2 separate regions of the Homo sapiens genome follow, and region 2 is linked to region 1. The links are chromatin contacts, found by Hi-C or POLR2A ChIA-PET in ENCODE. All regions are on one chromosome and are shown on one strand. Each heading gives the region's core, a stretch centred on a gene start or an enhancer-like site at or near the end of the contact. The rest is flanking DNA. Distances are from core to core; before and after follow the strand shown.

What was found. A loop is a pair of places that touch in the nucleus more often than their neighbours do. ChIA-PET counts read pairs that join two places held with the same protein, here RNA polymerase II (POLR2A). Pooled maps may share reads with other maps.
Region 2: a loop to region 1 is called in a pooled map, with 9 times the contacts of the local background. The contact joins the promoter of FAM200A here to the promoter of FBXO24 in region 1. A Hi-C loop is called at or near these places in 5 of 50 pooled maps. POLR2A ChIA-PET finds 5 or more read pairs at or near these places in 2 of 52 experiments (CD4-positive, alpha-beta T cell and OCI-LY7).

Annotation. Positions count from the first base shown.
Region 1 is chr7:100,581,779-100,588,369 of GRCh38, forward strand. FBXO24 (F-box protein 24) reads left to right here and starts at 4,550. Exons shown (of 10, transcript NM_033506.3): 1 at 4,550-4,886. The coding sequence starts at 4,848. It overlaps LRCH4 (leucine rich repeats and calponin homology domain containing 4), which reads right to left and starts at 4,351. Exons shown (of 18, transcript NM_002319.5): 1 at 4,103-4,351; 2 at 537-681; 3 at 263-389; 4 at 1-104. The coding sequence starts at 4,322. RefSeq lists enhancers at 1,826-2,514, 1,968-2,262, 2,235-2,394, 2,660-3,173, 3,174-3,687 and silencers at 3,829-3,878, 3,919-4,348, 5,109-5,228.
Region 2 is chr7:99,550,756-99,557,354 of GRCh38, forward strand. It overlaps FAM200A (family with sequence similarity 200 member A), which reads right to left and starts at 1,359. Exons shown (of 2, transcript NM_145111.4): 1 at 1,099-1,359. LOC105375422 (a long non-coding RNA gene) reads left to right here and starts at 1,410. Exons shown (of 3, transcript XR_927801.4): 1 at 1,410-1,729; 2 at 2,770-2,876; 3 at 3,981-5,202. RefSeq lists an enhancer at 916-1,105.

The sequences.
Region 1 (6,591 bases), core at 3,300-5,799:
TCGGGCAGCGTACTGAGCTGGTTCCTCCGGACATTGAGGTCCCGCAGGGAAGAGAGGCCACACAGTTCCGAGGGCAGGGATTGGAGCTCGTTGCTGCTCACGTCCTGGTATCAGGAAGGCAGTGGGAAGGGGCCATGAGACCAGGCCCAGCAGAACCCACCCTCCCATCTCTGTCTTTGCTCCAGGCCCTCCCCAACCTCCCCCTAGAAGGTCCCGCTGCCTGGCTCAGGGGTCCCTTTCCTGGTCCCGTCCCCATCCTCACAAGCTGTCGCAGGCTTCCCAGGGTGCCGATGTCAGGGGGCAGGGCTCCCAGCTTGTTGTTGCTGACGATGAGGACCCTCAGGGGCAGCTGGCAGATGTAGGGTGGCAGCAGCGACAGCTGGTTTCGGCTGTGGAAGGGAGAAAGGCAGCGGACTGGCTCCCCAGGCATGGCATCCCAGCACTGCCATCCTCTCGGGGTCACTGGGTGGGTCACTCAGTAGTACTTGAGACTGAGAAGCACACGCTCCCACGTGGCCCTGGCTCGGCCTCCCTACCTGAGGTTGAGGTAGGTGAGGGCTGTGAGATTCCCCAAGGCTGGGTTCAGGCATCTCAGGCAATTGTGGTAGAGGCTCAGGCCCTCCAGGGACACCAGCTGGCACGCCGCCTCGGGCACCTCGGGAAACCGGTTCCGGGACAGGTCTGGGGAAAAGGAGGTGTCGGGGAGAGTTGCGGAAAGGCCCAGCCCGGACAGGACCTTCAGTCCCCCCAGAGCCGGCTGCCCACTCCCTCACCTCCACACCTAAAGATTCAAGGCCATCAATGTGGCCTCCCAGGAGAGATAACAAAGCCTTCTGCCAACGGGAGCACATTCCAGGCGTGACCAGAATGGCACAGGGAAGGCAAAGGCCTTAGCGTCACTGGGCTAGAGAAGCCTCAGACTTGGGGGTTGGGGAATGTCAATGGAGGGCTATCCTGGAGAGCAGCTGGAATCTCTAACTCCTGTGGTTCCTGTTCAGAGATGCCAGGTGAGGCGGAGGACCGAAGGTGAGAGGAGGGGTCAGTGCTCATGGGAAAACAGTAAGGCGAGGGGCTGGGGGGCTCCCGGAGGGAAGATGGGAAACCCCTGGGGCAAACCACAGGGAGTGCCCATCCCTCCTCGGGGCCCTTCTTCCCTACTCCAGTGTGTTTTCAACACGGGAAAAACCACAGGTCACTCTATCTTGGTTCTAGAGATAAAGTCCCCGACACCGGACGAGTTTTTCGCCAGCCCCAAGGACCAGCAAGCCAGGTCCAAAGAATCATAAAGTTACTGATTCCCAAGGGCTGGGAGGGAAGGGCAAGAAGACCTGGTTGGAGATGGGAGCTGGAGTTCCCAGGTCCCTCCCATCTGGGCTTCTCTGGCCCAGGGCAGGCATCCTTCCTACCCTCTGCTAGCCCTAGCAGCCCGGCTCTGCTTCCTCTCTTACTGACACAGACTTCAAGAGATCAGCAACTGTGTGAGCATCTCAGGCACGGCGAGGGTGGAGAGTGTGGGAGGGCCTGGGGTCTACAATCGCCCTCTTATCTGGAGCACTGCCTTGCTATGCGGAGGCTGGCAGCCTTGGGATTCCCTGTAGCACGGACCCACTAACGGCTTAGACCTGGAGAAGCCTGCCTTTCTGTTTCCTCGGCCCAGCCTGTCCTGGGAGGGGCCCAGGGCCCGCGAGGCGGAGTCCCAGGCCACAGACCTGGTGAGCTTCTCCAAGGGCCCTTCTCAGGGAAGGGCAGGCCAGCAAAAGCAAGCAGAGGAGAGAAGCCGGGTATATCCCCCAAGGAAATGAGTCTTGTGACAGGAAATGAAGTAGAAACAATCTGTCAGGTTCTGGCTCTGGTAGGCCCCGTGTTTACCAGGGTGGATGACAGCCTGATGCCCCGGGACCCCTTTCTCTTCCTCTCTGCCCAGCCCTGGTGCACAGACAGAAGCCCTGGCCTCAGAGATGACCGTTCTGGAGAGGGTGGGGGGATGGCATTTGCCCCTCCCAGCCTCGCCTCCACCTGCCCGCTTTCTCTGCAAATGTGTTTGTGTGTGTGCATGTGGACGAAGGGGGTGGAGACCGAGTTCTCAGAGTTCTGATGGGGTAGGCGGTGGCGGGGACAAAAGCTAGGAGCGGAAGGGAGCTCAGGCAGGAGGCAGGGCACTGGGGGCACAGGATGTGGTCTGGGAGAGAATGAGCTGCACTTCTCCTTTGCAAGATGGCCCCTCCCCGCCACCTCAGGATTCTTCCTACTATCACCCCAGGGAGCCTAGTCCAAGGGAGATCAGGGACCCAAGACTAGGCGACACGCAGCGAAGACACTCAGAAAGAGATGGGAGACGGGAGGGGAAGGCTCAAGGCAGTCCGGGCAGCAAGGCACTGATGCTTTTCGTCTGCTTGGAGGGCGAGGAGAGATGGAGGGCAGGGTATGGGCAACTGTATGTTTTTGTCACTTCCCCTTTCTGTCCCTGCTTGCGGAGAGGGGACAGAGGAGAGAATTCTGGACAAGAGGGACCCCACTTGGCCTAGAACCTGGGCCCTGTGTAGAGAGTGGGGCAGAGGAGGGTTCTTGGGAAGCTGGGATTTCCGACCCCCCCCCAAGCTCACAGGAGCACGGCTGCACCCTGAGCCGGAATGCTGGGGGAGGAGGGGGCCGGGGGCGGGAGCTGGGAGGGGCCGGGGAGCTCCGGGTAGTTTTCCCCAAGAGTCCACACAGGGAGAGACAGCCTAAGGAAGTAAAGAATAACATTTGGTCTTTGTCAAAAAACAACCAAGGGGGAGGGGAAGGGAACAGACAGTGAGTGTCACACAGCTGCTGAGGTCAATCTGGAGTGTGGGGTTAGGTGGGGGTGGGAGGGAACAGGGCTGTAAGGGGCAGGAATGGCTCCTGGAGCTCACTCATTCCCCATCTCAAGTGTTGCAGAGCAGGCGAGATCAGTGGGGAGGTTTCGACTGGTTCTCCCCAGAAGAGGGAAGAGGATGTGTGCCAGTGCCGGCCTGAGTGTTCCCAGGTGAGCAGGCACCTGCTTAGGGAGAAGTAAGCACTATCCTCCAGCTCTGGTCCCCCACCGTGCAGATGAGAGGAGGAAGAGGCCTGGGCTGGGGTGAGGCTTCGGGAATGCAGTCCTCCTCCCTGATCCTGATCCCCACCCCCAGCTGCCGGCCCAAGGTCATAGGCTGCCTCCTGAGTAGCTGAGGCTTGACTCACCTGTCACAGTTAAGTCCCCCACCCCCTACCATCCACAGACACCAGGGTGGAGGGTGCATGGTTGGACAGATCCTGCGGGTGGAGGCGTGGAAGGACAGTCTCTAGCTGGCCAGCACTCCCAGCTAGGAGATAAGATTTCCTTCCCTCCAGCAACGGCCTCAAGTCCCTCCCCCGGGGGAAAGCAGAAACTGAAATGGGAATTCTAAGATCCCTATGAGGTCACAGGCTCCACAGTGACCTCACAGGCTTAGGAAGGAGGAGGAGGAATCTCAGATAAGCCGGTTGGGGATAATAGGCGGAAGAGCTCAGGGAGAAAAGAGTGAGGGGAGGTAGAGATTTGTTTCTTTCCCATAGGCTGGAGAGCTGCGTGGACAGTGGAGAGGGCCAGGACCTTAGGGGGCGGGGTTGCGGCACAGAAAGCAGAAACCTCGGGCTTAGGGGCCAGTCACTGGGAAGGGGGTGCCCGGGGCTGCTCGGATCTCGGTGGGACGGGGGTTAAGAGGTGTAGATGAAGAGGGAGAGAAAGCAGTTATTAGAGGAGCTCGTGGGGACTGCTTCATAGACCGATTGGAGCTGAGGTTAAGAGATCATGTAAATAAGCCAACCAGGTGAGGGGCGGGACCATCCTACAGGTGCGCAGATATGCAAATAAAGAGAAAGGAGGAATCTCTCCCAACGCTCGGAGGCGCAGGGCGTTCTGTGCAAACGAGAAGCACGTTCATTGTCTAGGGGGTTCTCAAAGATGGGAGAGGATGGCTGCAGGTTTAGGGCAATCAGGAGGGGCAGCAACCCTGGCCGCCAGGTGAAGGGGCGGGCCCGACTCCCGGGCCGGGCGGGGCCCGGGGTGGGGCTATGCAAATGAGGGACCCGGTTGGGCCCGGGGCCCGGCTGCACTCACCAGCCTGGGTGATGTCTGACAGGTCGTAGCTACGGGCCGCGCCCCGGGGGAAGTGCTTCAAGCGCCGGTTAGACAGGTTCAGGGTCCCGGTGGCCACGGCCTCCTCTAGGGCCCGCTCTGCACTGCGTCTCCCCGGCAGACCTGGAGACCCGGGCACGGAGGTCGTGGCTGCCGCCTCCTCACCCCCGGCGGCGAGTGGAGCCGCTACGGCCGCCGCCATCCGCTCCCGGCGGCTCCCGCTGCCTGACTGACGGGACCGGCCGTCCCTCCTTCCCCCACCCCCTCCTTGGAGCCGCCGTAGTTGCCTCAAGGGGGAGGGAGCGGTGTCCGGGACCGGACGGACCAATCGTGGCCCCGAGACGCGTCAGAAGCGGCCAATCAGAACCCGTCAGTGGGGGTGGAGCTCCGGCGCCGGAGTCTGACGAGAGAAGGGAGGGGAACAAGGATAGAGCGCTCGCCAACGGCCGACGCTCCAGGCCGTCCCGCCCAGCGCAGCTGCACCCAATCACAATGCTCAGATCGGGAGGTGGAGCCAATCAGGTCCAACCAAGAGGAGGGGACACCGGCACTCCACTAGCAGGAAAACGGGCCGAGGGACCGCAAGCAGGGGGTGCCTAGTCCTCGTCCCCCAAAGACCAATCGTAAGCCAGATACAGGCGAGTGACTGTCAAGAAGGCCAATTAGAGCCTCCGAAGGGAATCTGGACCTGCCTCTTCTCTGAGGGACGGCTCTACCTACCAATAGCATGGGCGAGAAGGCGGTCCCTTTGCTAAGGAGGAGGCGGGTGAGCTAGAACTTTAAGACTGAGGTTAAGAATGAACGCGGAGCCCCTGGCCGGCCGGGAACGCAGTTCGCCGCTGCAGTGGCGAGTGCGAGCTGGACGTGTTAGGGGGCTAGCCGGCGTCCAGGGCTTGAGGGGATTCGGGCGACTGCTTGAGGCCAGTGCACTGGCGGTTGTCGCAGCTGAAGGGGCAGCGGGGGGACCTCCGACTGTGAAGCCTCTGGCAGGGGTCTCGGGACCCCCGGGCTGGGGGCGGGCGGGGGGCTTCCCAGAGCCTGGAGATGCCCAGCTCGAGGAGGGAGGGTGTAGGTGCAGCGTTGCACGGTCTGCCGTCTCACCCGAGGAGCTCCCCTGGACAGGAATGGAGAGGGGACCAGACCACGGGGTTTTAGAGGCTTAGAAAGGATCTCACCGCCTAGAACACGCCCTTGGTGCTACGAATGCAGAAACTGAGGCAGAGGGAAGTTGATGCGTTAGCAAGAGCGAACAGCAAGTTCCTGACAGCTGGCTTGCTCTAGAAACCAGGTCTCTGGATCCTCCACGCACAGCCCTTTCCCGCTCCCTCAGTTTTCACAGTGGATGTTTTCACTCCCTTCCTCTCTTCCTCCCTCCCTCCCTCTCCCTTCCGTTCCCTTCCTCTTTTTATTTTTTTATTTTTTGAGATGGAGTCTCGCTCAGTCGCCCAGGCTGGAGTGCAGTGGCGCGATCTCGGCTCACAGCAACCTCCACTGTCCGGGTTCAAGCAATTCTCCTGCCTCAGCCTCCCGAGTAGCTGGGACTACAGGCGCCCGCCACCACACCCGGCTAATTTTTTGTATTTTAGTAGAGACGGGGTTTCACCGTGTTGCCCAGGCTGGTCGCAAACTCAGGAGCTCAGGCAATATGCCCTCCTCGGCCTCCCAAAGTGCTGGCATTACAGGCGTGAGCCACCGCGCCCGGCCTTTTTTTTTTTTTTTTTAAGAAGGTCTGATTCTGTCGCCCAGGCTGGAGTGCAGTGGTGCAGTCATGGCTCACTGCAGCCTTGAATGCCTGGGCTCAAGTGATCCTCCTGCCTCAGCCTCCCAAGTAGCTGGGACCACGGGCGGCACCACTGCACCTGGCTAATTTATTTTCAATTTTTGTAGAGATGGGGTTTTGCTATGTTGCCCAGGCTGGTCTCAAACTTTTGACCTCAAGCGATCCTGCCTCTGCCTCCCAAAGTACTGGGATCACAGGCGTGAGCCACCGCACCCGGCCCACAGTGGACTTTTTCTTTCTTTTGAGACAGAGTCGCTCTGTTGCCCAGGCTGGAGTGCAGTGGCTTGATCGCAGCTCACTGCAGCCTCAACCTCCCACCTCAGCCTCCCGAGTAACTGGGACTACAAGCACGCACCACCATGCCAGCTAATTGTATTTTTTGTAGAGACAGGGTCCTACTATGTTGCCCAGGCTGATCTCAAACTCCTGGGCTCAAGCAATGCTCCCACCTCGGCCTCCCGAAGTGCTGGGATTATAAGCGTGAGCCACAAAGCCTGGCCCACAGTGGACTTTTTCTATTCACAACCTCTCGTTTGCCTCCTGGGGTGAAATGGAGTGGATAAAGGGGACCCAAATGCAAGAGGAATGGAAAATACCTTTCTGTCTACTTGGAGATCTTCCTTTCTAAGTGGCATGAGTCCCTAATGCAGTCCCCTCCCTATGTGGTAGGTTGCCCAGAAATAAGTCACTG
Region 2 (6,599 bases), core at 109-2,608, 1.0 Mb before region 1:
CCCCCATGTCCGAAATTGCTCATTTAAAACCCTTCCTGGCAGGGCGTGGTGGCTGACCCCTGTAATTGCAGCACTTTGGGAGGCCGAGGCGGGCGGATCACCTGAGGTCAGGAGTTCATTTTCCCAGCCTGGCCAACATGGCGAAACCCCGTCTCTACTAAAAGTACAAAAATTAGCCGGGCATGGTGGCAGGCGCCTGTAATTCCAGCTACTCAGGAAGCTGAGGCAGGAGAAGCTTGAACTCGGGCGCTGGAGGTTGCAGTGAGCCGAGATCGCACCACTGCACTCCAGCCTGGGCGACTCTGTCTCAAAAACAAAAAAACCAACCAAAGAAACAAAAAGACCCCTTCCTAAAGTCTTGAAAGGAAAGGGTGAAGTGTAAATGAGCTTTTCCTATTATATCCAAATCACTTCTTTATTCAGTAGGCTTCAAACATTCTCTTTTTTTGTTTTTGAGACAGAGTCTCACTCTCTCTCTCTGTCTCCCAGGCTGGAGTGCAGTGACGCGATCCTGGCTCACTGCAACCTCCGCCTCCCGGGTTCAAGCGATTCCCCTGCCTCAGCCTCCCAAGCAGCTGGGATTACAGGCGTGTGCCGCCACGTCTAATTTTCTGTATTTCTAGTAGAGACAGGGTTTCTCTAGGTTGGCAAGGCTGATCTCAGAACTCCTGGCCTCAAACGATTCGCCTGCCTAGGCTTCCCAAAGTGCTGGGATTATGGGCGTGAGCCACTGCGCCCGGCCTTCACTCTAATCACCACCATAATGGTACTGGGTTTGAGGGTGAACATATCATCCGCGGACACTGGCTTAACGAGCCCATCCGAATAAAACAAATTATAAGGCCAATGGCACTTGGTATCGTGTAAGATCGCCAGAATTTTACAACTCGGGGTACCCAGGAAACCAGAAAAGCCCCCACCACAAGAAAAACCAGTGGGCACAACTGGGGAGCACAGATATCTGACTGGGGTCATTTTGTCCGCGCGTCTTTGGGGTAAAACACCAGGACTGGGGGTCCAGAAGGGACACGCAGACCGCCTCTCTCCAGTCCCAGGGGTGTCTCCAATCCGGAAACCAAAACTTCGTTCCCTTCCCACCTGTATCCAGGGACACCTCTGCTGGGGGACAGCGCTTGCCACCGCCGAGGCTGGCGCGAGGAACGGGGGCACGGACCCGCTTCCACTCCGTCCCGGGCGGTCGTGGCGAGGGGATTGCAGGACACAGCCATGCACGTCCAACTCTGTCCCCGCCCGGAGAAGTCTGGGATGCTGGGATAGAAGGGGTTGTGACTTTGGGGACCAGGAGCACTAGACTCACATCCAAGCCCCCTGGCCTTCAGAGCCCAGGGAAAGCGTCACAAAAGCCGGAAGTGCGTCACACCCGCCTTCCGGAGCTGCGCTCCGCTTCGGGGTCCTCTCTAGGATCGCGGGAGGACTTTGCATCCCTGTGTAGGGCTCTAATCTCGGGTTTGGGGATCTTGCTCCTCAGCTTGTCCGCTCCGAGGAGGTGCACAGGGCGGGGAAAAAGGGATGAATTTCCCTTTATACCGCCCTGCTCAGATATTTATATGTTCCTTCTATTTTTCTTGATGACAATAATTGTAATAGTTACAATAAAAATAGTGATTGTCTGTGGCAGAGGAGCTGAATGAAACGAGGGTGGAGACAGGAAGATCAAGAATAAATGGTTTCACAAATCGAAGGGATTGTCTCTTGAGACGCTGATTATGTACGTATTGCCAGTTGAATGGGCAGTATTTTCAAATACTTGATCTATAGGCAACAGACGTTCTTTCCAACACTAGATAGTTATAAAATTCTGAGTTTGCCTTATGTTTCCAGGGAGTTTTCAGATTAGCAACGGTGAAATAAGTTGAATTTGAGGCGTTTTTGCTGTCCAAGTGTTATTGTAATAATTAGGGCTTCTATGATTAGATCAAGAATAACTTCACCTTTTATAAAACAGTAACTGAGACCTTGAATGGCTGGGGCATGACTCTAAAAGTTCTGGGCAAGTCTGTGGTACAGCCCAATAAGATAAAAGCCTACAAAAGGAACGGCTACCTGATACAGAGCCTATGATTACGTGGTATCCCGAATTACCTTCTAGACCCTCACTAATGCTCCATTCCTTAGGGGGTTTGATCTTGCTATGGTTGCCATTTTCTACCTACCCACGAGTCTTCTCAATAATCCACTTAAGTGCATCTTTGCTCCATATATATATATACACACATATATATACACACACATATATATACACATATATATACATGTATATATATATACACACACATATATATATATACACACACATATATATATATATATATATATATATATATTTTTTTTTTTTTTTTTTTCCTCCTAGGGCACCGTCAAATCCAATCTTTGCTCCTTTATCACTGGCTGGCTTTCTAACCTACAGTCCTCCGTGATGACATCATAGTCTCAACTTATTCCTCCAGATACATCCTCATATTTCCTTCCAGGGTTCCAAGTCATCGCTAAGAGTCATTACATTGCTACACACTGTATTTTTCTTCTTTGTCTAAAGTCTCTCCTCCCCACCCGTCCCCATTCCTACACTGAAGTGCCTAAAGGGTCCAGGAAGGCAGATTACTGAATGCAGTTGACTGGGTATATGATTTTGTATTTATGTTGTGTGTGTGGCAGGAATTGTAGGCATCTCTATAACGACTCCTTTCTTTGCCTACGGACCTACTGGCACAAGAAACTCAAAGTGGCCTGGTGGTATTCTGTTTTCAGTTCAGTGGCACGATTTAATGTTTCCTAGAGGAAATGTTCTTCCTGGAAATGAGGATCATAACCCAGCTGGCTCCAGATTTCGGAGCGAGGAGGCACAAATTCTACAGGTGAGTGGCTGGGTGTGATAGTAATAGAGGCTACTCCTGTATGCACATAGTCCTACTGGAGACACAATACTATATATCCATTTTGGCCCAATGCATTTCAGCGCATATACCATATTCTGAAGAACTGCTCCCAACTTTGCAAGGCATTACATCTTAATCGCAATTTAGCCCAGTCTTCAACAGGCCATTCCAAAACCCTATCTGGCTAGCTGCTTCTGGATGATGAGTATGCACCATGAATTTTGTAGCTTCGAGTTCACTGTCACACCTCCTTGGCTATCGGTGGGTTCCTTAGTTTCAGGTATGTCAATGGATAAGGCACCCTGTAAGCTCTCAGATGGTGGTGCTGCTGGAGGCAAAGTAGTTGGGGAAGACAAGCTCATTTAGAGCATATATCAATTCTGGTAAGAACAAATTGATGCCCATTCCAAGGTAAAAGGGATCTGATGCACTCAACCTGGTGGTAGCTGGTATCTCTAAGACTCAGTGTTGGTCTCTAATGCTGGCAGGCTGGACACTCCACCATGGTGAGAGTTACATCAGCCTTGGTAAGAGGTAGACCATATTGGCCGGGCACGGTGGCTCACACCTGTAATGTCAGCACTTTGGGAGGCTGAGGTGGGTGGATCACAAGTTCAGGAGTTCGAGACCAGCCTGAGCAACATGGTGAAACACCGTCTCAACTAAAAATACAGAAATTACCTGGGTACGGTGGTGTGTGCCTGTAGTCCCAGCTACTCGGGAGGCTGAGGCAGGAGAATTGCTTGAACCTGGGAGGTGGAGGCTGCAGTGAGCTGAGATCACACCACTGCACTCCAGCCTGGGCAACAGGGCGAGACTCCGTCTCAAAAAAAAAAAAAAAAAAAAAAGAAAAATAAGAGGTAGCCCATATTGTTGGGACCACGCACAGCCTCTATCCCTGCTACCATGGTCTCTGTTCATAAGCCTATTGCATAAACAATAAGATGGTCCCTAACCAACAAGCCAAGCCATTCATCACTGCCTAGGAGTCAATGCATATCCCTACCTTAGGCTACCTCCTCCAAAATATGGCATGGGTGACCAAATGTACCATTGCTCACTGAGATAATTTTTCTTCACCAGTATGCTTCAGGGCAACGCGAGTGGGGCTGTAATGAAGAACAGTCTGTTTCTGGAAGATGCCAACATGCTGAACTGACCCAATCCCCAATCTGTGCAGAGGCCAAGGCTCTTCTGTCTCCATCAGTTAGTTGTAGGGAACTTTTATAAGGCCATAGGAGTAAGTTTATGGGAGAGGTGGCAGTAGAGCAGAGGTAACTGACCTGGGAGTTTGGAAACGTGGGTTTTGTTTTTTTGCCTTAGAAGGCATGACCTTGCTCCAGAATCTTAGGTATTTGTGCTGTGACTCTTTATGATGGGTTGAATTGTACCTCCACCTCATCCCCAATTAACAGGTTGAAGTTCTAGCCCCTAATACCTCAGAATGTGAAATTATTTGGCAATAGAGGCATTGCAGATGTAATTACTTCAAGATGAGGTCATAGTGGATTAGGGTGGGTCCCTCATCTAATGACTGGTATCCTTATAAAAAAGGGAAGTTTAGAGATAGTACACAGGGAGAATGCCAAATGAAGATGAGGGTAAAGACTGGGAAAATGCTTCTTACGATGCCAAGGAATGCAAAATATATCCAGCAAATCCCCAGAAACTAGGAGAGAGGCATGGACAGATTCCTTCTCACAGCCTCAATAGGAACCACACCTTAATTTCTGACTTCTAGCCTCCAGACTGTGAACCAACAGATTTCTGTTGTTTAAGCCACCCAGTTTGTGGTACTTTGTTATAGGAGCCCTAGCACACGAATGCACACTCTTATTGGGGTTTGCCAGCAACTCCATACAGCACCTGTATCCATCAAGGATATTTCTGGAACCACTGAATTTGCAAGTAAGCTTGCACTGTTGCTTGGATTTACTATAGAGTGCTCTCTTGCCCCAATAAAAAGTGGAAGCTGGCCAGGCATGGTGGCTCACGTCTGTAATCCCAGCACTTTGGGAGGCGGAGGTGGGTGGATTGCTTGAGGTCAGGAGTTCAAGATCAGCCTGGCTAACATGGTGAAACCCCTCCACTACTAAAATACAAAAATGCTGGGCATGGTGGCGGGCGCCTGTAATCCCAGCTACTAGGGAGGCTGAGGCAGGAGAATTGCTTGAATCCAGAAAGCAGAGGTTGCAGTGAGCCGAGATCACGGCACTGTACTCCAGCCTGGGCTACAGAGCAAGACTCCGTGTCAAGAAAAAAAAATAGTAATAAATAAAAAGTGGAAGCTTTTTAGGTCACCTAATACATGTGTTGGAACAGTTTTCTCAGGTGCAGAATATGCTACCTCCCAAATCCAAAGGGGCCCACCAGGACCTGTACCAATTTTTTTGGGATTAGAGGGTGCAAGGTGGAACAACTTTCTTTTACCTTTGGGTGATGTCCCCAAACCACTGGGCCCCACCAAAACTTCATCCATTTGATAAGTGCCCATATCTTCAGGTTTCTGTACTGCCTTAGTAAGAAGTCTTACTAGGATATTTATGACCCTTGTCACTTGCTGCTCACTGGGTACTACTAGCATTTGTCATCAATATATGGACCATCATGATGGTTGGGTAAAGTTCCTGCGGACTACACTGTGACAGAGAACAGGTCTCAGGATCCCACCCTCTCCCTGTATGAGCCACGACTTTGACTCAGGGGACCTGCCGAGTCTGCACAATTGGTCTCCTTTACATTACTGTCACTGTTACAAACAGATCCTCGGCCTAATTTTCAGCTTAGCTAGATGCAGAATTACCTTAGTAATTTATAAAAAATCAGCTATTGTATGTATCTAGATCTATTTCTGGACTTTTTTTTCTTTAAGAAATTCAACCTCATATTTCTGGACTTTCTGTTCTGCTCTGTTGATCTATTTGTCTCTATGCTGATACCATACCATCCTGATTACTGTACCTTTAGGAAAAAAATCTTAAAAAAATACAAGTATTCCAATTTTATTCTTTTTCAAAATTGTTTTGGCAATCCTAAATCCTTAGCATTTCTATATAAACTTTAGAATCAGTTTGTTAATTTGCACTAAAAAAAACAAAACAGGCTCGGTGCAGTGGCTCACGCCTGTAATCCCAGCACTTTGGGAGGCCAAGACGGGCGGATCACCCGAGGTCAGGAGTTTGAGACCAGCCTGGCCAACATGGTGAAACCCCATCTCTACTAAAAATACAAAAATTAGCTAGGTGTGGTGGTGCCCACCTGTAATCCCATCTACTCTGGAGGCTGAGGCAGGGAAAATGCTTGAACCTGGGAGCTGGAGGTTGCAGTGAGCTGAGATCGCGCCACTGCACTCCAGCCTGGGCGACAGAGCAAGACTCTGTCTCAACAACAACAAAAAGACAAAAACGAAAAAAGGTAACAATTTTTTGAGTTGTTTCCACCTCTGTCATCTGGCAAACTGTTAAAAGAAAATTTTGCTCAAAAGCAAAATAGCAGCTGCTGTTTCTTAACACTTTGTTATGTTTTGATGAGTACTGGTGGGAAGTGGCCTCTTTAAGTGGGTACCTTTTGTGGTCCTCTCACTGGAGCCAATTGCCTGAGTCAGCTAAAACTTGGACGCGATGTGCCTCACTGCCATAGCTCACTCACCTTTGCTGCTGAAATGGTTTCCCATCACATTGCTAATAGGTACAACCTGTGAAG